2 separate regions of the Homo sapiens genome follow, and region 2 is linked to region 1. The links are chromatin loops, found by intact Hi-C in ENCODE. Cell type or tissue: PC-9. All regions are shown on one strand. Each heading gives the region's core, and the rest is flanking DNA. Links, peaks and the distances in the headings are about the cores only. Region 1 has its middle 63 kb from the start of URI1. Region 2 has its middle 20 kb from the start of ZNF536-AS1.

Region 1 (12,213 bases), core at 4,324-9,323:
TCTACAAAAAATACAAAAATTAGCCAGGTGTAGTGGTACACACCTGTAGTCCCAGATATTCTGGAGGCTGAGGCATGAGAAGCGCTTGAACCCAGGAGGTGGAGGTTGCGTGAGCTGAGATCACACCACTGCACTCCAGCCTGGGTGACAGAGCGAGACTCTTTGTCTCAAAAAAATAAAAAGTAAATAAAAGCTGGAGCTGGCTGGACTGTGGGGCTCATGCCTGAAATCCCAGTGCTTTGGGAGGCCGAGGAAGGAGGATCGTGTGAGCCCAAGAATTCCAGATCTCCACACAAAAAATAAATACATAAAAATAAATTTTTTAAAAATCAAAATATTAGCAAGGCGTTGTGGCACATGCCTGTAGTCCCAGGTACTCAGGAGGCTGAGGTGGGAGGATCGCTTGAGCCCAGGAATTTGAGGCTGCAGTGAGCTGAGATGGGGCCACTGCACTCCAGCCTGGGCAACACAGCAAAATCCCATCTCTAAAGTAAACAAAACAAAATAAAATAGCTGGAGCTTCTTGTCACCATAGGAGCTGAGAAGGGACTAGATTTGTCGTAACAAAACTCCTGCACGGGGTCCGGAGACATCATCTCAGACCATCCCCCAATGGCTCCCCGCAACCCTGGGCTATCAGGGATGAGGGGCTGCTTTTCAAGGAGGCCAGTCCAGGACCTTGGCCTGGCCTGCCTGACACAGCTACTCCTGGCTGCCTCCCCGCCCCTCCCACACATCTGCATGGGATGGCTGCCCTCCTTGCTCACCGCGGCCACACAAGCCTGCCCGTCTTGGCTTCCAGGAGCCGCAGTGCGCAGGCCAGGAGCAGCAGCCATCCTCTGGCTCTTCTGCCTTGGCTGAAAGTCAAGGTTATTTCTGCCCCTCCTACCTTTTCCCAAAAGCCCTCAAGGGCAGGGCCGGTTATGGGCAGGGCAGTGCGAGGGGTTGGAGGGCCATTCTGCCCAGGCCACTCATTCCTGATGAGCCCCCAATGCAGCCTGTTGTCGCTGTGTTGGGGAGGGTTTCTAGGAAGTATCTATGTGTGTTGAAGTTAAAGCATTCACTTGCTAAATATAGATGTATTCGGTTCACCTTAATTTGTGTAACCCCTGCTTTAGGAAAGAAGAAAAGAAAGAAAGAGAGAGAAGGAAGGGAATGAGAATGGGAAGGGGAAGGGGAAGGAGAAGGAGAGGAAAGGAAAGGAAAGGAAGAAGGAAGAAGGAAGGAAAGGTGAGAGGGAGAGAAGGAGGAAGGGGAGGGAGGGAGAGAAGGAAAGAAAGAAAAGAAAGAAAAGAAGGGTGCAGTGGCTTACACCTGTAATCCCAGCACTTTGGGAGGCCAAGGCAGGTGGATCACTTGAGGTCAGGAGTTCGAGACCAACCTGGCCAACATGGTGAAAACCCATCTCTACTTTTAGTAGATATAAAAATTAGCTGGAGGCTGGGTGCGGTGGCTCACGCCTGTAATCCCAGCACTTTGGGAGGCCAAGGCGGGTGGATCACGAGGTCAGGAGATCGAGACCGTCGTGGCTAACACGGTGAAACCCTGCCTCTATTAAAGAAATACAAAAAATTAGCCGAGCACGGTGGCGGGCGCCCGTAGTCCCAGCTACTCAGGAGGCTGAGGCAGGAGAATGGCGTGAACCTGGGAGGCGGAGCTTGCAGTGAGCCAAGATCGTGCCACTGTACTCCAGCCTGGGTGACAGAGCAAGACTCTGTCTCAAAAAAAAAAAAAAAAAAAATTTGCTGGGCATGGTAGTGCACACCTGTAATTCCTGTTACTTGGGAGGTTCAGGCAGGAGAATCACTAGAAGCCAGGAGACCGAGGTTGCAGTGAACGGAGATCATACCACTGCACTGCAGCCTGGGTGACAGAGAAAGACCCTATCTCAAAAAACAAAACCAAAAATAAAAAAAGAAAGAAACAGAGAAAGAAACAAAGAAACAAAGAAAAAGAAAAGCTCTCTAAAACTCATCAGGAACAAACTCCAAAGACAGCATCTCTCAGGTGAGCTCAGGAAGGGCTCTGAGTGTTTTGAAAATCAGGACTTGGTGAGGCCCAGTGGTGAGAGTGTCTGTGTAAAGTTGCATTATTCAGAACAAGTTTTCCTGTATAAAAATAATACCAAAAAACTAACCGCAAATGTCAGTAATCAGAGGTTTGGAATTTGGACTACTTCTGCTCCAGAAGGAACTATCTGGAAAGACGGCAGACGGGACCAGTTTCTTTCTGGGGAACGAGACTGGGCTGATGTCAGAATTCCCCAATTTAAAATCAGAACTTCCCCCTGTCCCCAGCTCCAGGCCCTCCTGGCTCCTGGGAGCCACAGAGAGATGGCTCCCGTGGGCAGCCGCTGTGGATGGATCCTTTATTGGGCATCTTGAATTCCAAGCACCAGCCCCACATTTGCAAGCAGAGCCTCCAGGTGACCAAAGTGGAGCTGCACCTGTGACGTGCTAACTCCCCATCTGCTGGGCGGCACAGCGGGGCAGAGGGAAGGTGGAGAACCGCTACCGTCTCCACCCCTCCAACCCCACCCCTCCCCCAGCCAGCTAAAGCGGCTTCAGGAAGGGCCACGTTCTGAAATGAGGGCTGGGGGCAGGCCACGAGGGTGCTATTAGTCCTGTGTTTGCGGCCTCCTTGCCTGCCTGGCTGGTCCATGAGACCAAGCAAGGCCCTTTCTCCCCACCAGCGGGGAACATGCTGCCACCGGAGGGATGGCAAAGGGTTTACGGGCAGTTGACAACTTGGTGTGCTATTTCCATAAGTGCTGATGAGTTTCTACCAGTTGTTCACACATCATTCAAGAGATACCTTTTGAACACCAAGAATACACAAAGCCCAGGCAGGGAGGGCAGAGAGCCTATGCCTGGCTAACACCGGCAGGAGGCAGCTGCTCCCTTCTTTGATGGAGGCAAGTACTCCAGAGGTGACAGAGGGGCCTTGCACCCAGGCTTCGGGGCAGCCACGCAGAGGCTCGGCAGAGGGTGCTTCATTATGGGCCAGGCATTGCCCCAACCCCCACCCTCGCCTGGGGCTACCCACTGCTCCCACTTCTCAGGGGCAGGAAGTAAGCCTGTGAGAGGTTAAGGAGCTTCCCCAGGCCTTTCACTACTCAGTGGTAGAGCTGGGACTTGAACCCATAGCACATGCCTCACACCTCTCCTCGAGCTAGAACCACTTACATGTTTGGGGGTCCGAAAGGCCAGCGTCCGTTGTAAATAATACAGGAACAGAGATGGGCTCTTGGAATGAACATGTCACTCCTGGCCGGGCCGGTGGCTCATGTCTGTAATCCCAGCATTTTGAGAGGCCCAGCTGGGGGGATCACTTGAGGTCAGAAGTTCGAGACCAGATATGGTGAAACCCTGTCTCTACTAAAAATACAAAAATTAGCCAGGCATGGTGGTGCATGCCTGTAATCCCAGCTACTCGGGAGGCTGAGGCAGGAGAATCGCTTGAACCCAAGAGGCGGAGGTTTCAGTGAGCCGAGATCGCGCCACTGCCCTCCAGCCTGGGCAACTGTGGAGACAGGGTCTCACTATGTTGCAGAGGCTGGTCTCGAACTCCTGGGCTCATCAAGGAATCCTCCTGCCTTGACTTCCCAAAGTGTTGAGATTACAGGCGTGATCTGTAATCAGATTTTTGAGACTCCATCTCAAAATAAACCAAGAGAAAATGTCAGCCCTTTGTTGGATGAAGCCATTCCAGGCTGGTGTCACATAATTCACTGTGCTTCCCTGCCCATCCCTCACCCACTGCAGACCTGAAATAGGGCATTGCAAGGGACACCACGACATTTGCAGATGCACACCATTTCTTATGGGTGAGCGCTGATTAGTCACAGGCCACGCAGCCCAGCCCTGTGCTGAATGATGTGGGGCAGATTAGAAACCACAGCCCATTTCTGCTCCTAAGGCTGAATTCCTCCATGGGAAGTCAGGATCAGAAAGCAAAGCAGGAGACGAATATGATCAAGCATTGGATGGCAGCCCCCATTCTCTTATTTCTGCATTTCTCTTAAAGTTCTGTGTTTCAGTCAAGAGTCCACCCAAGGCGGGGCAAGGTGGCTCATGCCTGTAATCTCAGCGTTATGGGCAGTCAAGGCAGGAGGATTCCTTGATGAGCCCAGGAGTTCAAGACGAGCCTGTGCAATATAGTGAGACCCTGTCTCTACAAAAAATAACAACAACAAAAAATTAGCCGAGTGTGGTGGCATGCACTTGTATTCCCAGGTACTTGGGAGGCTGAGATGGAAGGATCTCTTGAGTTCGGGAGGTCGAGGCTGCAGTGAGCTGAGATTACACCACAGCACTCCACCCTCGGTGACAGTGTGAGACCCTGTCTCTGACAAAAAAAAAAAAAAAAAAAAAGAGTCCACCCCAGGCTCCCCGCTGCTGGGCAGGCTTCCTGTCTCCCTCTCCCAGCTGCAGCTCAGACTCTGATCTGCACTTGCACTTAGGACAGCTCACCACACCCCACCAACCCCTCTCCCACCGCTACCCCTCTAGAAGCTGAGCCTCCTGGGAGCAGTGTTGGGGCAGGTTCTGCTTGGTTCCCCTCCAGCACCAGGGCCAGGGTGCGGCACACTCACACCCACCCACTCGGTCACGCCCTGGGTGTTTCTCTAGGGCCCTCCGTGGGCCAGTCTCTGAGCTGGATGCAAACGTTCTTAAGGAGAAAAAGAAATCAGTTTCTGTCTTCTGAGAACTGACAGTGTAACAGCAGTGAACCCAATAAACAACCATAACAAAATGCTCAGCAATGGCAGACCATGATAAGGGTTATGCAGGGAAGGAACAAGACACCCTAGGAGAGAGGAACAGCAGAAACTAAAGCTACATGGGCGTGGAGCATCAGGGAGGCCTCTGCTCAGGGTGTGCACGCCCAGTGCCTCATAGGGGCTCACGGTTTGATGAGCACATTTGAAGGTAATGGAAGGAAAGGTGACAAGAGAGGAGAAAGTGTGCAAAGTGGGGCAAATGGGCTGGGCACAGTAGCTCATGCCTGTCATCTCAGTGCTTTGGGAAGCCAAGGTGGGAGGATTGCTTGAGCCCAGCATTTCAAGACCAGCCTGGACAACATAGAAAGACCCCCATCTCTACGGAAAATAATTTTTTTTTTGAGACAGAGTCTCATCTGTCACCCAGTGCAGTGTCGTGATCTCGGCTCGCTGTAACCTCCACCCCCCAGGTTCAAGTGATTCTCATGCCTCAGCCTCCTGAGTAGCTGGGACTACAGGGGTGTACCACCAAACCCAGCTAATATTTTTGTATTTTTAGTAGAGATGAGGTTTCACCGTGCTGGCCGGGCTAGTCTTGAACTCCGAACCTCATGATCCACCCGCTTTGGTGTCCCAAAGTGCTAGCATTACAGGCATGAGCCCCGGCTCCTAGCCCAGAAAATAATTTAAAAAAAAAAAAGCAAAATGAAATAAAGTGGGGCAAAGGAAAATCCGACTGAAAGAGAGCCTGGCATTCGGTAATCAAAACCCTTTCCAAAGTTGAAGGACCAAAGCTCCGTATGAAGGTGACCAAGGAGGTACTGGGACAGTCGGCCAGCCAGCTCCTGAACGGCTGCAGGTGCACCTGATTCCAAAAAGTAGGAGTAAGTCAGTCCCAGCGGGAAGTACAAGTTCAGCTCCCTGAAGCCTGCTGTGCCATTTATGGGCCATTTCTGCGTGTAAAACAGGAAATTAGGGCATTAAAAATGACGAACGAGCCAAATTAGCCCATCTGTCTCTCACAGAATCCCCCTGGGCTACAGTAACTGTGACCCTGGCCAGCCCCTGAGAGCTGAGAACCAGGCAGGCTGCAGGTCTCCCATGCCCACGGTGCCCGACTCTGCCTCTCTGGGAGACTGAGCCCGGAGCAGGACTCCGCAGGGAGCTGCCTCAGCCAGAGCGGTGGTGGGCATGGTGGGGATGGACGAGATGGCAGGGTCTGAAGCTTCCCCGGGGACGTCTCCCAGAGAGAAGAGCAATCTCCTTCCGGAAGTTTCCAGCAGCCCTGCACCCAGGGGCTCAAACAGCGGCATCAGGACCCAGATTGTCATGAGAGGCTCAGCTGTCCTCGGAGTGGAATTCTTTCACAGGCAGGCTCTCCCCAGTGGCGCCAAAGGCGACTACAACTTCAGTCCCAGCCTCAGCTCAAGGAGAGGGGCTTGTTCAGCACTTCCCCGCCATATCTTGGGATTCGTTCTGATTGGTTCAGCTTAGCTCACTGCCCACCCCTGAACCAATCACAGTGGCCTGCAGCTGCACTTCTGTGCCCTCATTGGTTGGCCATTCCTGGGTAGTGCCACTCCCTGCTGGAGCTCTACCTAAATCACATGGACTGTGAGTCATGGATGGGTCCTCCAAAGAAAAGCAGGGTGACTTGGACAAAACAAACAAGACAGCCAACTACAGCTGGGATAAGAGACGTGTGAAGGGGGAAAAGCAAAACCGCAATGGAAAGGAAAAGTCCCCAAAGGGAAGTGTTAGGGCTCAGAGATGGAGGGGGACCCCGGCAGATCCAGGAGGTTGTAATGGGTCCGGCATAGCAGCTCCAGCCTGTAATTCCAGGACTCTGGGAAGCTGAGGCGGAAGGATTGCTTGAGCCCAGGAGTTCCAGACCAGCCTGGGCAACAGTGAGACGGTATCTCTACAAAAAATAAATATATATATGTAGACTGGCGTGGTGGCATACGCCTGTGGTCCCTGCTACTCGGGAGGCTGAGGCGGGAGGATCATTAGAGCCCAGGAGGTCGAGGCTGCTCCCTCGGGCTCACTCGAGGCTGATCATAGCTCACTATGATCACACCACTGCACTGCAGCCTGGGCGACACAGCGAGACCCTCTCTCAGGAAAAAAAAAAAGAAGAAGAAGAAGAAGAATGTCATGGAAGGAGTGACATTTGGATGGTTATGAAGACTGGGGAGTTCTCATGAGCAGTAACCACTGGGCCATTTTCTACCCTGCACTTTCTCTCTCCTGCAGGTGCCTTTTTCTTAATTACACCCAGAGAGTATAGGAAAGTGGATGCCAGCGATATTTATTTTCTGCTCTGAGCCCAGCACAGGTATCTCACCAGGGGCATCTTTCTTAATGAGGGAAGAAAAATGTCAGAACAGCGATCAGCCACGATGCACCCAGTGGACTTAAAAATAAGCAAAAATAACATGAAATTTTTTTTGCATTAGCTGGCTGTATATATCATCCAAGACTATGAGAGCAGGATTTTCTTTGTGCCATGGTGAGATCTGTTACTAGGGGTTTCCTCACAGTGGACGTGCTTCACAGAGGGGATATTCATTCTGGGGATTATTTTATTCAATTTAAAACCCGAGCAGAATTCGGGGGCTCAAGCCCATCTGTTCCAGCTGAGGTGCCAATCTCCTCCTTGTGTTTCAGGTCTGTATCCTCTACCCTCTTGGTGGTGCCTCCTTACTTGCATCTGAGGTTACACCTTTTATGTGTATTTGGGGGCTTCAGGGGCAGAGCAGAAGTCCCTGCCACTTAATAAGAAAGCAACCCTCTGTGAGGTCATATTACCTTCACACAAACCTGTGAGTAGGGATTCTCATCCCCATTTAAGAGAAGAGGAGACTGAGGCTTGGATGGGCTTATCTACTGATCCACTGTGCTACACACCTTCCCTATCTGCTCTATCAGGGCCAGAGATTGGCTGGGCACGGTGGCTCACACCTGTAATCCCAGCACTTTGGGAGGCTGAGGCCAACGGATCGTTTGAAGCCAGAAGTTTGAGACTAGCATGGCCAGCATGGGAAAACCCCATCTCCACTAAAAGTACAAAAATGAGCCAGGCATGGTGGTGCGAAATCTAATCCCAGCTACTTGAGAGGCTGAGGCACAAGAATCACTTGAACCCGGGAGGCAGAGGTTGCAGTGACCTGAGATCATGCCACTGCACTTCAGCCTGGGTGGCAGAGCAAGACTCTGCCTAAAAACAAAAAACAAAACAACAACAAAAATTAAAAGGAAAAAAAAAACAATTAGTGGGTGTGGTGGTGCATGCCTATAATCCTAGCTATTTAGGAGGCTGAGGTAGGAGGATCTTTTGAGTCCAGAAGTTAGAGGCTGCAGTGAGCCATGATAGTGCCACTGTACTCCAACCTGGGTGACAGAGCAAGGCTGTCTCAAAAAAAAAAAAAAAAAGCTGGGCCCAGTGGCTCACACCTGTAATCCCAGCACTTTGGGAGACCAAGGTGGCTGCATCACTTGAGGTCAGGAGTTTGAGACTACCCTGGCCAATGTGGTGAAACCACATCTCTACTAAAAAAAAAAAAAAAAAAAAATTAGCCAGGGATGGTGCTCGTGGCCCATGCCTGTAGTCCCTACTACTCCAGAGCCTGAGGTAGTAGGATCGGTTGCTTGAATCTGGGAGGTAGAGGTTGCAGTGAAATCACACCACTGTACTCCAGCCTGGGTGACAGAGCAAGACTCCATCTCAAAAAAAAAAAAAAAAAAAAAGTCTAGCCCGGAGCCCAAGCAGGGTGGCCCTGGATGCATTCTGTCCGATGACTGAATGAATGGATCATGGGTCCCCACCCATGTCAGGACTGTATGCTCCGGACACAGGCACCCCAAATCATTTCTGACGCTGGGTGCACAGTTGGAGCTCTCAATAAGGGCTTGATGCTGGCCAGAGGGGCTGAAGAGAGGAGGGGACTAACTCCCCCTCCCTAATTCTAGGCCAAGGCAGGAGAAGGATGAAAAGACTCCGAGGAGGAAGTCCTTGAAGTGATGAAATGAAAGTAATCCTGATTGGCTTCACTTAGAGTAGTTCAGAGGAGGAAGAGCAGAGAATCAAATGAAGCCCGTCCCCAGGTCCCCAGGGCTCAGCTGCTCTCCTTCCTCTAGCAACACAACAACGGTGTAGAGTGCGTGGGGGCCCCACTGCCACTGGACCACTTGGGAGAGGTGAATGGTACTCACCTCGCCTCTTCTGCAGCAGAGAAGTGGGGAGGATATATCAAGAGGAAAACAGAGAGGAGAGTCAATGAGAGACGGAGGTGATGAAACATGAGAAAGAAAGAGAAATGGTACTTAGCACAGGAGACACAGAAGGAGGCTGGAGAGGTGGAGCGGGTTCAAAAAAGAGAGAGGAGCTGGTAGTCTCCCCTCTGCCCTGCACACCCCCTTCACCCTCCTCCACTGGCTCTGTGTACCCCTCCACAGACTCTATCTGTGGATGCCTCGCTCTGCCTTCTGGGCAGGTGGACCTGGGAGGCCCTAGCAGGAAACTGGGGGGCAGAGGAGAGCACCTAGAGTGGGGGTTCCCTGAGCTCCTCCTCCTTCTTCGGTCACCACTGCTATCAGGGAGTGCTGCCTACACAGCCACCTTGCCCTGCGTCAGAGAACGCCTCCTCACGTAGCCCTGCGGCCCCAGGGATGGGAACAGCCCACTGCTACTAGACCCAGGGTACCACTCCTCCTCCTGAGGTCCCCCATGCAAACAGTTATTTATAAAACTCCGCCTGGATGGCCAGATTGAGCAATCCACCCAATGGGTCCTGGATGATACAGGGGCATTTGGGGCTTTTAATCCCCAGGAACGGAAGAACCCCTCTATGGAGGAGAGAGGCCCGTGCCTCTGATTTGAGAGGGTGTCCTCACTTCAGAGGTCACGGAGCATCCCCTGGAGTGGAGCACGGCCTCTTTTGGAAGGCAGCAGCCAGCACAGACTTCTTAGAAGGCCCTGCCCTCTGCTGAGTACCTATGAATGGCTGTTTGTTTTCTGTTGTTGTTTTTTTATTTGTTTGTTTTTGTTTTGTTGTTGTTGTTTTTGAGATAGTCTCACTGTTTCACCCAGGCTGGAGTTTAGTGGTGCAATCTCGGCTCACTGCAACCTCTGCCCCCTGGGTTCAAGCAATTCCCCTGCCTCAGTCTCCTGAGTATCTGGGATTACAGGCGCCCACCACCACGCCCGGCTAATTATTGTATTTTTAGTAGAGATGGGGTTTCACCATGTTGCCCAGGCTGGTCTGGAACTCCTGACCTCAGGTAATCCACCCACCTCGGTCTCCCAAAGTGTTGGGATTTTAGGCATGAGCCACTGCGCCCAGCCGCGAATGGCTATTTGATGAGTGAGTCCCAGGCTCAGCTGCAGCTGTCTTCAGAGGACAACCCTTAAGATAAATAAATAAAGCCTCCCCTGACTGTGCATGCCCATGTCCAGACTCCCAGCTCTATTTTTAGAATGTAGGACAACTTTCTCCCGGAATAGACAAGACACGCTAATCCAGGAGGGAGGCCTGGAGAGATGAAGACGTCGAGTCCAGATATGAATTAGTCGTGAGTATATTATTTGAAGAAATGTTGAACAGCTAGGCAAATATTTGATACCTTTGAATTGGAGCTGGCGTTTTCACAGGCAGAGTGCTGGCAGCTGCTGAGACATCCCCCTTACTGGTGGCATACCTTGCTGTCACACCCGGTGCTGCAGGCCACCTCTGTGGTACACTGAGAAGTAATTAAAGTTGCATGCCTGCTGGAATCCTCCGCAGCCATGCACCAAGCCTGGGTCTCCGGGACAGTGCTTGGCATGTGAGTGGATCCAAATCGCCTTTTCTTTTTTAAAAGAAATATTTATTTTCCTTAAACATACCATCATCTTATTAAAAGAATGAAGTTTCTGCCTCAGTGGGGCTCCTATTTTTGGAAAGAAAACATGATCTGTGGTTTGGACTCTCTAGTCTGTGATCGTGCGGAGGGGGTTCCCAGGAAAGACACCCGCCTTCCCTTGGCTCAGGAAACAGGCCTTGCCTATAAGGCAGGAGGATATGGGGGGAGACCTCAAGGTTTGGGGGCAGCTGTGGGAGTCTCTGCACACTGGCAGAGAATTAACTAACCTCTTGGAGCTTAGAGGGAAAACCCCGGGGAACAATGATGTCGGGGGCACGGTCAGCAGAGTGGCCGAGCCATCTGTACACCAGGTACCTCATCCGGGAGTGGGGGCTGGCATTGGCATCCCCAGTTTACAGAGGGGGAAACAGAAAATCCGCGATATGGCCAACACCAGTGATGTCAGAGCCGAGCCAGGGCATGACGGAGCGAGTATGGGAAGCAGTTTGCAGACCACCCCATGGGGTTTACAACAGCAAAAGCTAATACTCTTCGAGCTCTTGCCTGGGCCTGGGGCTCTACCTGCCTCGCTCAGTCCCCTGTCCCCAGGCTCAGAGGATTCTGGCCCCCCCCCCGGTGACAGTCCCCTCCCCCTCCCCCCTCGCCCCGAGCCTACAGCCCGTTCTGCAGGGGTCATGCCTTGCTCTTGACGATCAGGGCGATCTGCAGGTGCTCCTGGTGGGAGCCTGGCCCGCCCTCCCCTTTTCTGCACCCCCTCCAGGACCCGCAGCCAGCCAGCTCTGAGGTTAATTCTGTGACAGTGTGCAAATACGGCTGCCGCCAAATCGCAGCCTCGTGCCCGCAGCCTCGCGCCTCAGGGGTAAGGCCTGATTTCTGAGCTAAGGGAACCTGGGAGCCTTGCGAAGCCTCCACAAGGCACGCACTTCCATGAACCCCATTTTAGAGATGAGAAAACCGAGTTAGAGAGGGACGCACGTCACCCCCTGGGCACGGCACCGGCCACCGCGCGCTGGCTCCCAGGAGACGTGGGGCTCGGTTTCTGCTGGGAGAAGCCGAGCAAAGCCAGAGGCTGTTGGGGACTTCCCGGGAGAGCGGCGCGGGCGCGGGGGCGCGGGGGCGCTGGGTGGGGGTCTGAGCACCAGCCTGGCCAGGCTTCCCCGCTCCGCAGATGCCCGGGCGCCGCCACCAGATGGCAGCAGACGCTTTGCGATCGAGCGGCCGGGAGGGCGCGGGGCCGGGTCGGAGCGGGGTCAGGGGAGCCCACCCGCCGCGCGGCTCGGTCTCAGGGCCGCCTCCTCCCTCCGCTCCCCCGGGCTGCGCCACCCAGGCCTCCAGGAGCCCGCCAGAGCAGCACCCCGCCCGCCCTCGGGCAGCCACCTCACGCTGCTCAGGAAGGACTGATTGGCTTGGGCCGGAGCCGGGTCCCCCAGCCATCGACCCCGCGGGGAGGGCGCGGAGCGGGCGGGGACTGTGGCTGGGGAGGCCGCGGAGACCCCTCGGACCAGCCCAGCTCACCCCCGCTACGAGACGGGCCGTCACCCACGCGAGCCCTGAGGATGCTGACCTGGAGTGGCGGCAGAGGGCAGAGCGCGACCCTGCCCTGTGTCCCCGCGGCAAGGCCCGCG
Region 2 (12,213 bases), core at 3,589-8,588, 770 kb before region 1:
GACTACAGGTGTGCACCATTACGCACAGCTAATTTTTACATTTTCTGTAGAGACAGGGTCCCATTATGTTGCCCAGGCTAGTCTCGAACTCCTAGGCTCAAGTGATCCTCCCACCTCAGCCTCCCAAAGCACTGGGATTACAGGTGTAAGCCACCAAGCCAACATGAACAGGGAATTTTAACCGGCCAGAGGAAAAGACACTAAAGAGCAAAAGGAGATCATTGCTAGATTCCTCCCTTGGATAAATCTGTAAAATCCTAGGTTTTAGCCAAACCCTCCCCATCTTTGCAGGCCCAGCTCAATTCTGCCCTATTCCCCAACCTCATTCCCTTCCCACCCATGTCTTGGGTAGCAATGCAGCTTGCATGGTTTAGCTCCATTTCTCTGAGTTGACGGCAAACTCCTTTGAAGTGAGGGCTGAGTTCACCCTCAGTTTCTTCCAGCCCTTCCCCATTCAATGACTTCCAGCTCCCTATACCAATCAGCATGCTGGGTTCTCAGTATGGCATTCCCCTTGCATGTGGCCACAATTGGGTACCACGTACCATTTTCTCTGAATGTAATATGTAATAGATTCTTTTATTCACATTCAAAAACAGAAATGAGCAAAGCTCTCTGAGAAGATGATGAAGAGAGCAGGAAGCTCTTGCAGTCACCCGGCTACCCCTATGCAGTCTGTCATTGCAATACTCTACAAGACCCATTAAGTGCTGATTTTACTCTGTCTTGTAAATGGGAGAACATGTAGAAATTTTAACTCATGTGAGATTTATTTAACCAGCAGCCAAATGCTGAGAGCTGTCAATCTGAGTGTCCTGTGAGTCCTCCTAACTCCCTAGATGTACCCAGTACTAAAGTCCCTAAGAACAGAGTGCTTCGTTGTAGGAGCACAGCCAGGTGCCTCAGGCCACTCCTCACTTGTTCACTGTGCAGGTGACAGCTTGAGAAATTTGGCAGCAGAAGATCCTGCCTTTAACCAGCATTCAGAAATAAAAATTTCTGAAAAGTTAGCCCTGAATGCTGCTTGGGGATAAAGAAAGTCAACGCTGTAAGCACGGTGGCTTTGCCCAGCATGGGGGGGTGTGTGGGGGGTGGGTGGCAGACACAGCTGAAGTGTAGAGCTCAGCAGAGCCTGGCTCAAGCCCAGCCCTCAAATTTACCTAAGCCACCAGCCTTCCAGGGCACTGGGTTCCTGGTCTTCATGGAGAAAAAAAACAAGCCTCAGTCAGTGCCCCAGTAGCACTGAGACCCATTACAGCAACAATCGCCCGGTTAAAAGAACTAAAGACCTAGATAGCCACCGCCCAGGGAAGCAGAAAGGTCTTTTTGGTTTCACCTTTATTTCATCACTCAACCAGGTGCAGTCATGGAGAAATCTTTGAATACAAGCATTCCACAGTTCTTTCGCTTTAGGAACCACGAATGTTGACTTAGGCTGTGTTTTGCCACATCTGACTCCAATGCAACCCACCAGTTTCCAGGAGAGACTGGGGATGGGGTGAATAAGGGGGGTGGTGAGGGGTGAATAAGGGGGGTGGTGAGGAGTGAAGAGGGCCAAGTGGGAAGATGATCAGATGATTTCATGCACTAATGAACATTCCAGATTTTGTGATGATCCCCAATACTGCCCACCTAGGAACTGGGTGATTACTATGCCGGGCGGTCACACCTGTTGGATGTACCTAGGTGAAGGTCAGGCTCCCTCCCCACTGGGCCCCACGCAGCCTGGGCACCAGCCCTTGGCTCACACCTGCTGCCAGGTAGCAGCCAGGGAGACTTCTTATGCAGCCCGCTTGTTTCAAAGGAGCGTCGGCGACAGGGAGGGGAGGATCTCAAGACCTTTAATTAGCTGGGAATTGCACCCTCTCTAGTGGCTTGCTTGTGAGAACTAGAGAGCTAAGGAACAGCTCCTCAAAGAGGAAGATGGCACTTGCCAGAAGGCAGAGCTAAAGCACGCAGGTGAGTCCTGGGTTCTGATGGGGCAAGAGTTCTCCATTCCAGCAAACTCCAGACAAGAGCCAGCAGCAGGGGGGCACGCAGCCTCCACCATTGCACATGCCCTGTGTGTGCCAGGGAAGTGACCCTCTTTTCCTGGGGTCTAACTTCCCTGTCTGCAAACTCTTGTGTTATGAGCAAGGCAGGCTGGGCGGGACCCCTTGGCGGAGAAGGGAAGAGCCACACCTCCCTAAGGAAGTGACTCCCACCTCTCTTCCATCACCTGCTCCTAAGGGAGCGGCTCCCACCTCTCTTCCGTCCCCTGCTCCTAAGGGAGTGGCTCCCACCTCTCTTCCATCCTCTGCTCCTAAGGGAGCGGATCCCACCTCTCTTCTATCTCTTGTCCCAGACATTCTAGTTTTTCAAGAGAACCTGAAAGCCTGGATTTGTAAATTTAAAAAATCTTTCATTTTTAAACTGTGTGCAACCAATTGAAAGCAAAAGTGTAATATCGGACAAGTCAAACAAAACCCAACTGTGAGCTGGCTCCAGCCATCAGGCCACTCTTCAAGTTTCATTGCACTCATAGGCCTCTCAGAGGGCCCCACCTAACCTTCCATGCCCTGTGTCTGCTTGTCTCCCCGAAAGCAGATGTGCAGTGAGAAGACAGATGCTACACCCAGATCTAATGTGTGGTCTCTGGATCAGCAGCACAGCCATGACCCTGGAGCTGAAGGGCAGGATAGAGGGTCCTCCCCAGAACTACTGAGTCAGAATCTGCATCATAGCAAGATCCATGGGGATCTGGTTGCACATGAGACTTTGAGAAACACTTGTCTAAAAACAAGTAAGATAAAAGAGTCAAGCATGGTGAAACCCTCTCTCCTCTCCAGGACTTGGAAATGCCCAGATAACGGCACCTTCCCTCATGTTTAATCTTTTCCACCCAACCTTACTAGGCTAGAAATAGCCGCCATTCGGTCCTGGGAGGATCCTGGATTCTGACGGGGCATCGAGAGTGGATGCAGCACTGTCACTGGGTTCCCCGCCTTGGTGTTACAGCTTCCACTGCCCACACGGGGAGTAAGAAGTGGGTTTCCAGAATAATCCCTCTCTGGCTTCCATCGCTGCAGGAGACTTTACAGCCACCAGGGATGACCCCAAGCCCACGCCCCAGGTGAAGGTCAAGCAACCGGAACAATGCCACTCAGCTCAGATCACTAGGACAGGAAGCCCAGGAAAATTCCCTTCGGAGATCAGCCTTCTACGAAACTAGAAGTTGCATGCTACTGACTCCAGACCCAGGAGAGGCAGACACAGCACACACAGTAAAGGGGGAAAAGTTTCCTGGTGAGTCCTACAGAATGACGGGGCTCATTCACTCCTTAGAAAAGCACCTCTCTGCATCCATGGGGGCCTCAGGATGACGGTGGAAATGCCTGCTGCCATCTCAGCTTTACTTGCGTGACTCTCCCCAGATCCCCAGGCCTCGTCAGCAGAGACACATCTATCGATAATTACAGAATACACAGCTTTGGGGGGCATTTCCCTTCCATTCACGACATTTAGTGGTGTCAGTCTGAGCATAAATACAATTAGATTTGAGAGTTCTATTACAAAAGCCAATAAAGCGGGCCTCAGTAGAGATTCTAAAATTACTTAACTTTTCTTTAGAAAAATATTAAAACAGTATTATCACATCAATGAGAAGAAAAGACAGCAAGATAATAAAGTTATGTTAAACCTCCCTGTATTTACTCATGTGTGAAACAGTTATGTCTGGTCACATAATTGCAATGGTTCTGAGAAATATTTCATATTTTATAATGAACATTAAAAGAGTTTGTGGATCATTACTTTATATGAGTTCCAAAGTTATTACATAAAACCCAATAGGAATGGTTATAAATTATCAGATCCTCTGGCCTGGCCTTGGTAAACATAACATGAAGACTGAGACATTTCAGCAGACAAGATTCATGAGAAGAGGTAAAAATTCTTCCTGCATTTTAAGGAGAAAAGAAGACCAGAGTACTTGTAACCAGCTCTTAGCATTTTTGTTTCTGTTTCAAAGAAATTCTATTGAACCACTTGCTTAAGCCACACACACACAAAGCTTCTGTTAGAACAAAAGAGTAGTTCCTTTAGACACTGCCCTCATCGCCTCATTTTTCATTATCCTATCTGTGGCCTTAAGGTCACTGCCAAATTCTTGAATTTTTCAACACAGTGTGGGTTTAAAATGCTGTACTTAGCAGGCTCATACGATACCCAACAATTCTTTATTTTCAAAAGGAGATCCTCTCTTTGAAATCTGAAAATATGGCATCTTTACAGAAATTGGAGAGTTGATAACATTCTGAGGAAGTTTTCTTTTGGGGTCTGCAGAATAGGTTTGCAGACAGAATTTTAATTACAAACTATCATTTGTGAACCACGGTTAAGCATGAAATGGATGCTATTCAATTTCCTCGTGCTTATTCTCTTTTTTAAAAATAAATCACAGCATTATATTTTGTTCTGAAAAATCACACCTGGAGCTTCCCTTCCTCCCTCCCCCTTGCTTTCTGCACGGTGAAAGAGTTAAGTATGGGAAGAATAGCAGCTGGGTAAACAAAGTTAAGGACCAGAGAAGTAACGTCAAATCTTCTTGTCAGCATCCAAGAGGCACAGTGCCCAACTGGGGCGCTTTCTGATGAAACACACAGGCAACATTTGCTACCTGGTTCTAGGAAATACAGGCACCTCCCTCGCCTTTGTCCAAAGCAGCCCCGCTTCCGGTACCTGTGGAGTGAAGGTGGGCGCCCGCCCTCCAGGACCCCACCTAACCCCTCTGAGGCTCCCCTACCTGCCAACTCCCAACCTTATCCCGGGTTCTCCCCTTTATGTGGCGCAGCTGTTGGTGAGGCTTTCTCAGCAAACAGATGTCTTTTGGAGAATTTAAAGCTCTGAGTTGGAGGCCAGATTCTGACTGTACTTTGAATTATGTCTGCCTCGATCATTATGCAGTCATTCACATATATTTTAGACATCAATATTGTCTTGAAATATTCTCGAGTTCTCAATGCTATTTATATGCTTCCATTCTCTCCTTTGCTTCTGCTCTGACAGTATGCTCCAACGTCCCAGCGTCACTGACGACTTGCAGATCATTTTAACACATATTTTCATTGGTGAGGGCTTTGCCATTTCATTTAACATGATTTCTCGCTAAATTGAGCAGAGATTGACATTCTTGGGACAACAACCAACCTTGGTCATCTGTTTGGATGGAGGATTTACCCAGTTCAGTATTTTTTAAGATGAAACAGTGTCATGTGTTGCCTCTTTCTACGGACAGCAAGTTTTTACCAATGACAAAAGAAAGATTCTAAGGATGCCAATTTACAATGTGGGAGGAAAAAAAATCTCTCCTTGCTTATTTACAGAAATGCTCATCGGCTAACATATGAGATTCTGATATAATGTAAGCCCATAGGTAAAAGAAAAAGCAAACTCAAACTGTGAAAACAAAGCAAAACAAAACAAAAACAGATATTTTCAGGACTTAAAGAGTAACAAGAAAAGGAGAGAAATCTTTGGGGCTCTTTCAGCACATTTAGTTCTAGGCCAAGTTTAGGAAAACCGTCATGGCCCCTCAGAGCTTCATATGGTCACCAAGAGAGCCAATCTGATTCAATGACTACTCTTACTTTCAAACGGGGTCAGGGCTCTCACCACCACCACTCATCTATTGATCATTTTGTCCTTGTTTGCAGATCATCCCTTTGAAGTATTTTCGCAATGGCCTCTAGGTGCCGCTAACACTGCATAGCTTCAGCCTTTCTGCACAATGAAAACATTAATTTGCTATGAGATAATTTTTGACGTAAATGTAAAATGGTGCCCATTCGAACTCAGTAATGAAGCATGGTGCATTTCTGCAGCTCCTAATTTGACTAGTTAAATGACTCCATTACGTGTCTAACAGACAGAAGCAAATAATTTCTGGTCAGTTGATGTTCACTTACCCGTATCATTTTGCCCTGAAAATAAAGTCTCTAATCTACAATTCCTTTGTCTTAGTTTTTTTTTTTAGTTAAGATTATCAAAGCAAATATACTTAAATATTTCAGATTAAACCAGTATAAACTAACAATTAAAACGTCAGACAGGATAGGCAAATCAAATATGTGTAATTGGAGAGGTGGAAAACCAGTCAGCCCCCTTCTAAATTAATTACTCCAACTTTGCCCCTGTCACTAGGTCCTAGGGGTTAGGATGACTCTCGGGCTTCAAAAGAACAAGTGTGTATCTTTCAAGTCTATTGTTTTCCTGTGACCCCAAAGGGGCTACTGGCTGTTCCTGTGTCTTTTTCACTTTGCCACATAACTTTGAGGATGTTTGGAAAATCAGTAGCAGGATGCATCTCACAATAGCAAAAAAAAAAAAAAAAAAGGAAAATGCTGCTTTAATAAATATCAAGTGATGAATAATTTTGCCCAAAGGGGAAAAAATGGTTAATATTGAATCTTAATGTTCCTCATCTAAATGCTTTTTTCTTCCTGCTAAAAACAAGTTTAGAATTAAAGCGTATCAGTTTACACATATTGCATGCATATTAGTGAGACACAGCTGTGTATGTCCCCCTGTTAAGAGCCATATGATTAAGTTATGGGATATCATATAATCCAAACGCTGTTTCTACTGGTCACCTTTCACAGACAAAAGCTTTTTAGTTTTAGGTCTATTAAATGACAGAATGTCCGATTCTGGAAATGTGCAAGCAATTATTATGAAGCACCTGTGACTCTCACTTTTTGCTCACCAAGTCCATCTATAAATTGCTTCTGGAACATTGCTCAGAGGCTGACAGAGGACTGTCCTCCCTGTCTGGGGCAGCTGTCGGGCATACAGTGAGGTGGCTCAAGACCCAGGGTTGATCCTGGTTAACTATGGAATCAGGACCCCAGCCGTCCTACCCCATCGCCCTGAAGTGAAGAGACTATAGACTCTTTCAGTGAAGAAACAGTGGTCGGAGAAACAGTGAAGAAGAACCCCCTAAAGTTCAGAGGGAACCCTGGGCCCACCCGTTTATCATCAGCACTTCCGGATGATATTTCGAACTAGGTCTGCACCAGAAAATCAGTTTTCAAAAACATGTGAACTAAAAGAACCAGTTTAAATGATCTTTATTTTTCCCCAAAGTAACATGCTATTTGACCCAATTAAAAACACTTTTTAAAAACTGACTGGAGTGTGTCTATTGACTACCTTTATTGAGCTTTTAAAATTTCAAATCCTTGTTTGTGGGCAAATTTCACGCACTTCTATGTTAGGGATGAGGGACGGGGAACAGCACAGGCTGCTTGCCTTTTGATGTGAAACAATGTGAAAAGGACTATTTATGACTCATACTCTGTGGAAACGTTGGCTGATGCTGTTTCTGCCACTTGATCCGGGGAAGTTGCTGTCCTGCAGAAGGCCAGTAGCTGGTGCTGGAGGGGTGGGGGCTCACACCTCTGCTGCCCCTGCCCAGGGGTCCTGAGATAGCCATCGGGGCCAGGCTCCTTGGTGTGATGTAGGTCGAGCGCCTGTGGGTTTGCAGAAAGGATTTGGCCTTTTGATTTGGTGTAGAATTTACAACCTGAGAGTGATGTCTCAGCACGCAGATCTGGGTTGTACTGGAAAAGGAAATGAGGTCAAGCTGAGAGGAACAGTGCTATCTGAGGAGGCTTCCACGCGGCCGCAGGTTGGGGACTCGGAACCGCTTCTTGTGGGCCCAGCCCCTTGACAGGGCACCTGCAGCTAAGAGCATCTGAAAGCCCGTGGGTGTGCACCTTCTGCATGGAGCAGCCCTTTTTAGTCTGTGTTCTGGGAACACAGGCAGAAAAGGAAGGAAATTCCATCTGAGGATGAGCCCACAGTACAGCCTGAAGGGGAGCGAGCCATAGGAGAACCGATGCATCCCTCAGGTGTGAGGAAAATTGGAGGCACTGAGCAGAAGAAAAGTGAAGGCAAGCTTCCTGGCTGAAGCTGACTTCATATGAGAGATTTCCAAAGCGACACGTGGGAAACTTCACAACTCCCTAAAACCCGGAGATGGGGCCAGGTCCCTCTTGTACCGGTTGTCAGGGAAGCCTCAAGACTTCATGCTGCTTGCTGTAGGACAGCTGGGGGCATCCAAAACAGTTTCGCTAGCAAAGGGTCAGCACTCCCTGCCCCAGATTAAAAGTTGGTGATGCTATCAACCCTTTGGAAAGGAAATACCACTTCCAAATTGGGGTCTTAGCAAGGAGGTGCTGGAACTGGGTTTATAATGCTCTTTTAAAAAACACAAGGAGGCATACATAGAACATAGTTGATTGGAAGGAGGGATGACAACTTCTAGAGAAAATGAAAAATAAATTATTTGCTTTCATGTCCATAAAGGGAAGACGAAAGCAGATGCCAGCAACAGACAAGCATTTCCCAGGGAGAGGAAAATATTTCTGAAGGAAATCAGCCTAGTAGCAGAACAGGTGAGAAAGAAATTAGAGTGTCTAAGGACTGATAACTCCGGGAGCAGATGGGAACCATCTTAGAATTTGTGCAAGAAGAGGCAAGGAAACAGGGGAACGGTTAGCAAATACCTTTTAAAAACACCCAGGGAAACGGGAGAAGCACCAGTGGCCAAGAGCCCTTATGCAACACCTATATTTAATAACGACTCAAAGGGAGATCAAAGAAATTAAACACCAGTAAGCTTGACTTGAGCAGTGGGGAAGATATTGGAAACACTAATCAGGGACAAAATAGGGAAAGTTATGATTTAATTAAAGATATTCAGCATGGATTCACAAAAGGGAGATCATACGTAACAAAACTAATAGAATATTTTGAAAAAGTAACAAAAAGGAATTCAAGAGGGAAACCAGGGGTATAATTTACTGGGACTTTAAGAAAGCTTTTGTGCACTGACTCACAAAGGACTAATCTCCAGCGGTGGGGAGTTTGGGTGTGAGTGTGGTGGGGGGTGGAGAATGAATGAAGAATTGTCTGGACCAAGGGTACTTGTGAGCATTACTATGAAGAGATTAGGATAAAAAAAGGAGACTGACTGCTGGAATTTCCCGAGATCTGAGTTTTTTTAATTAATTTTTTTAAACATACAACATCAATAGCCTTGCTTCGGAAATGCGCCCAAACGTGGTGGAATTCTCCTGCAGGTGTAACGTCGGAGGGCAGGTGCCAGTTGATACAACAAGGGCAATAACATTGGAAAGGATTTATTGAAATATGATGAATACATGACCATCCCTCAAATACTACGAGACTGCGACCAAAAGGGGGGCAGAGCCACTAATTGCCACTTGAGTAATTAACACAAATAAAGGTGGAGAAAATGTCTAGAAGGAGCTAAAGCACTGTGGTCTGGACAGTGCGTGATCAACAGCTGTGCCCACTGACCGGCAAAGTCACACATCCACACGTACACACCGATGGCTTCATGCAGAAGCACGCACACACCCGCACATGCACACATTCACACATTACATAGGGACATTCATGAGCACACCTTCACACCTTGCAAAGATGCACTCCTGCCTAAACACACATTGTGCACATTCGTGCTCCTAGACACGTGTACACACAGTCGTGAACATGTGTGCGCAGGCTCAAGCTTCTTTCCCCAGAGGCTGCTATACTGTGCTTAGGTGGAAATGATGGATGTAAAGGAAAAAAGAACATACTATTTTCCACCAGGACAGTTGGGGAGGCACATGACAGGGGGAAAGGCCCCCTTAGTCACATTACGGTAATAATAGATGCCACAGGGATGAAAGAAGAGGCAGAGGGGAGAGGAATCGTGAGACACAAAAAGACCTTTGTTGCTACAAGCCAAACCAGAGCTGAATACCTTCTCTGAAAAAATAATGGCAGAAATCCCCAAAGGGGCCAAACTCTTGCACTTGGAGACAGAGCTACAGAATGCAGTAGCAGGAGGCTGGAGAAGACGGTGACTAGATCTGAGACCTGCTGTCCTCAGGGCTCCAACCCAAAGCTTATCCAGCAAGAAGCCAGGCTGGGCAACGGCATGGCGAACTTTCCCAAAATGCAGACGTGTTGTTCGCCAAACGAATAGTTTCTTCATTCTTGGTGAATGTCTAGGTCAGAATAATGACCAAAAGCATCAGAACATATGTGTCTAGATGGGAAGCTCCCTGCTGCAGGGTGGCGCCATCCGCTAAGTGGGCTGCAGCCACTAGCAGACGGCCCTCATCTGTGGGGCTTCACACTCAAATCCCTTTGACACTTATAAAGTTATGACAAGCCTGTGGAGAAGATATGGATATAGACACAGATCCTAACATGCAAGTATTAGAATAATTTGAACTTCATTTACCTTTTACATCATTCATTAATATTAAAATGTGACTTCAACAGTTTCCATATTTAAAAGGTCACTGAGGATGAAAAGTTGCAAAATGAAGGATACATGTCCTCCTCATTAATAATAACAGGAGTGTCCTATAATAGTCATATCCTCTGATGCTAAGGCACCAAGGCATTGATTCCCCCCAAAAAAATTTTTTTAAAGAAATGCCACCAAAAGCAATGGCAGCAAAAGCCAAAATTGACAAATGGGATCTAATTAGACTAAAGAGCTTCTGCACAGCAAAAGAAACTACCATCAGAGTGAACAGGCAACCTACAGAATGGGAGAAAATTTTTGCAATCTACTCACCTGACAAAGGGCTAATATCCAGAATCTACAATGAACTCCAACAAATTTACAAGAAAAAAACAAACAACCCCATCAAAAAGTGGGCAAAGGATATGAACAGACATTTCTCAAAAGAAGACATTTATGCAGGCAAAAGACACATGAAAAAATGCTCAACATCACTGGCCATCAGAGAAATGCAAATCAAAACCACAATGAGATACCATCTCACACCAGTTAGAACGACCATCATTAAAAAGTCAGGAAACAACAGGTGCTGGAGAAGATATGGAGAAATAGGAACACTTTTACACTGTTGGTGGGACTGTAAGCTAGTTCAACCATTGTGGAAGTCAGTGTGGCGATTCCTCAGGGATCTAGAACTAGAAATACCATTTGACCCAGCCATCCCATTACTGGGTATATACCCAAAGGATTATAAATCACACTGCTATAAAAACACATGCACACGTATGTTTATTGAGGCACTATTCACAATAGGAAAGACTTGGAACCAACCCAAATGTCCAACAAATAAAAGGCTGGATTAAGAAAATGTGGCACATATACACCATAGAATACTGTGCAGCCATAAAAAAGGATGAGTTCATGTCTTTTGTAGGGACATGGATGAAGCTGGAAACCATCATTCTCAGCAAACTATCGCAAGGACAAAAAACCAAACACCGCATGTTCTCACTCATAGGTGGGAATTGAACAATGAGAACACATGGACACAGGAAGGGGAACATCACACACCGAGGCCTGTTGTGGGGTGGGAGGATGGGGGAGGGATAGCATTTGGAGATATACCTAATGCTAAATGACGAGTTACTGGGTGCAGCACACCAGCATGGCACATGTATACATATGTAACTAACCTGCATGTTGTGCACATGTACCCTAAAACTTAAAGTATAATTAAAAAAAAAAGAAAGAAATGTCCACTATAGGCTTTCTCTCCATTTTAACTCTGGAGACGTACATACTTTAAACCAAATCGTTATGAATTCATGCTTAGAGATTACAAACTAAGAATGAAAGGAAGGAGGAAATTTTTAAAAATATACATATAAAGAGAAACAGCTAAGCATAGCAGATCAAAATGCACCCCACTGTGTTTTGACTGCAGATCCCTCTTCCAACATCTCCCAGGGACAACTGAAGTGGACAAGCACTTCTTGAACAAGTAAAGTTAAACCACAGAGCTCACTTGTTATCTGTGGCTCCACTGCCATTTTAAACACTTGTCTCTGAAGCTTTCACCTTGGGATAGATGACATTTACAACACATGTAACAGAGATCGAAACGTGAAATCAATAACAAAAAATGTTTGCCTTTCAATTTGGTTCATTCTATCACTTCCCCCCAATTTTTGATTCAAATTGAATTTGGGAATTTCTACTTTGCTTTCTAAAGCAAAGAAATCTTTTTCTAATACCCTGGAGTTCACTCAAGCATGGCCTAAAGCAATATTCACTAAGAGGAGAAAAGGGTTAACTGGGGGAGATGTAAGCACCACCCCCCAACGCAACTCCCAATCTTCCACCCAAAGCTACCCTAAGTGAACATACAATGTACGTGAAAACTC

Evidence for each region. Hi-C counts contacts between places; a loop is a spot of excess contacts. Peaks named below come from ENCODE experiments on the same cell type or tissue, not always from the same donor. Only the 100,000 strongest peaks of a DNase experiment are listed, where the experiment ranks them.
Region 2: a loop joins it to region 1, with 16 times the contacts of the local background. A loop is called at or near these places in 12 of 110 quality-filtered maps.

The regions. Positions count from the first base shown.
Region 1 is chr19:29,873,242-29,885,454 of GRCh38, reverse strand. No RefSeq gene overlaps it. Among named protein-coding and RNA genes, the nearest start is that of URI1, 63 kb to the left of the region's middle. RefSeq lists enhancers at 2,689-3,224, 5,940-6,440, 6,159-6,453 and silencers at 4,495-4,554, 6,224-6,283, 11,706-12,165. In PC-9, for the core only: no CTCF peak of the experiment used is centred there; a DNase peak (open chromatin) is centred at 6,294; H3K27me3 peaks cover 1,266 bases.
Region 2 is chr19:30,643,709-30,655,921 of GRCh38, reverse strand. It overlaps a transcript of ZNF536 not described here. Among named protein-coding and RNA genes, the nearest start is that of ZNF536-AS1, 20 kb to the left of the region's middle. In PC-9, for the core only: CTCF peaks have their summits at 5,523 and 5,723 (motif pointing right); no DNase peak of the experiment used is centred there; H3K27me3 peaks cover 3,611 bases.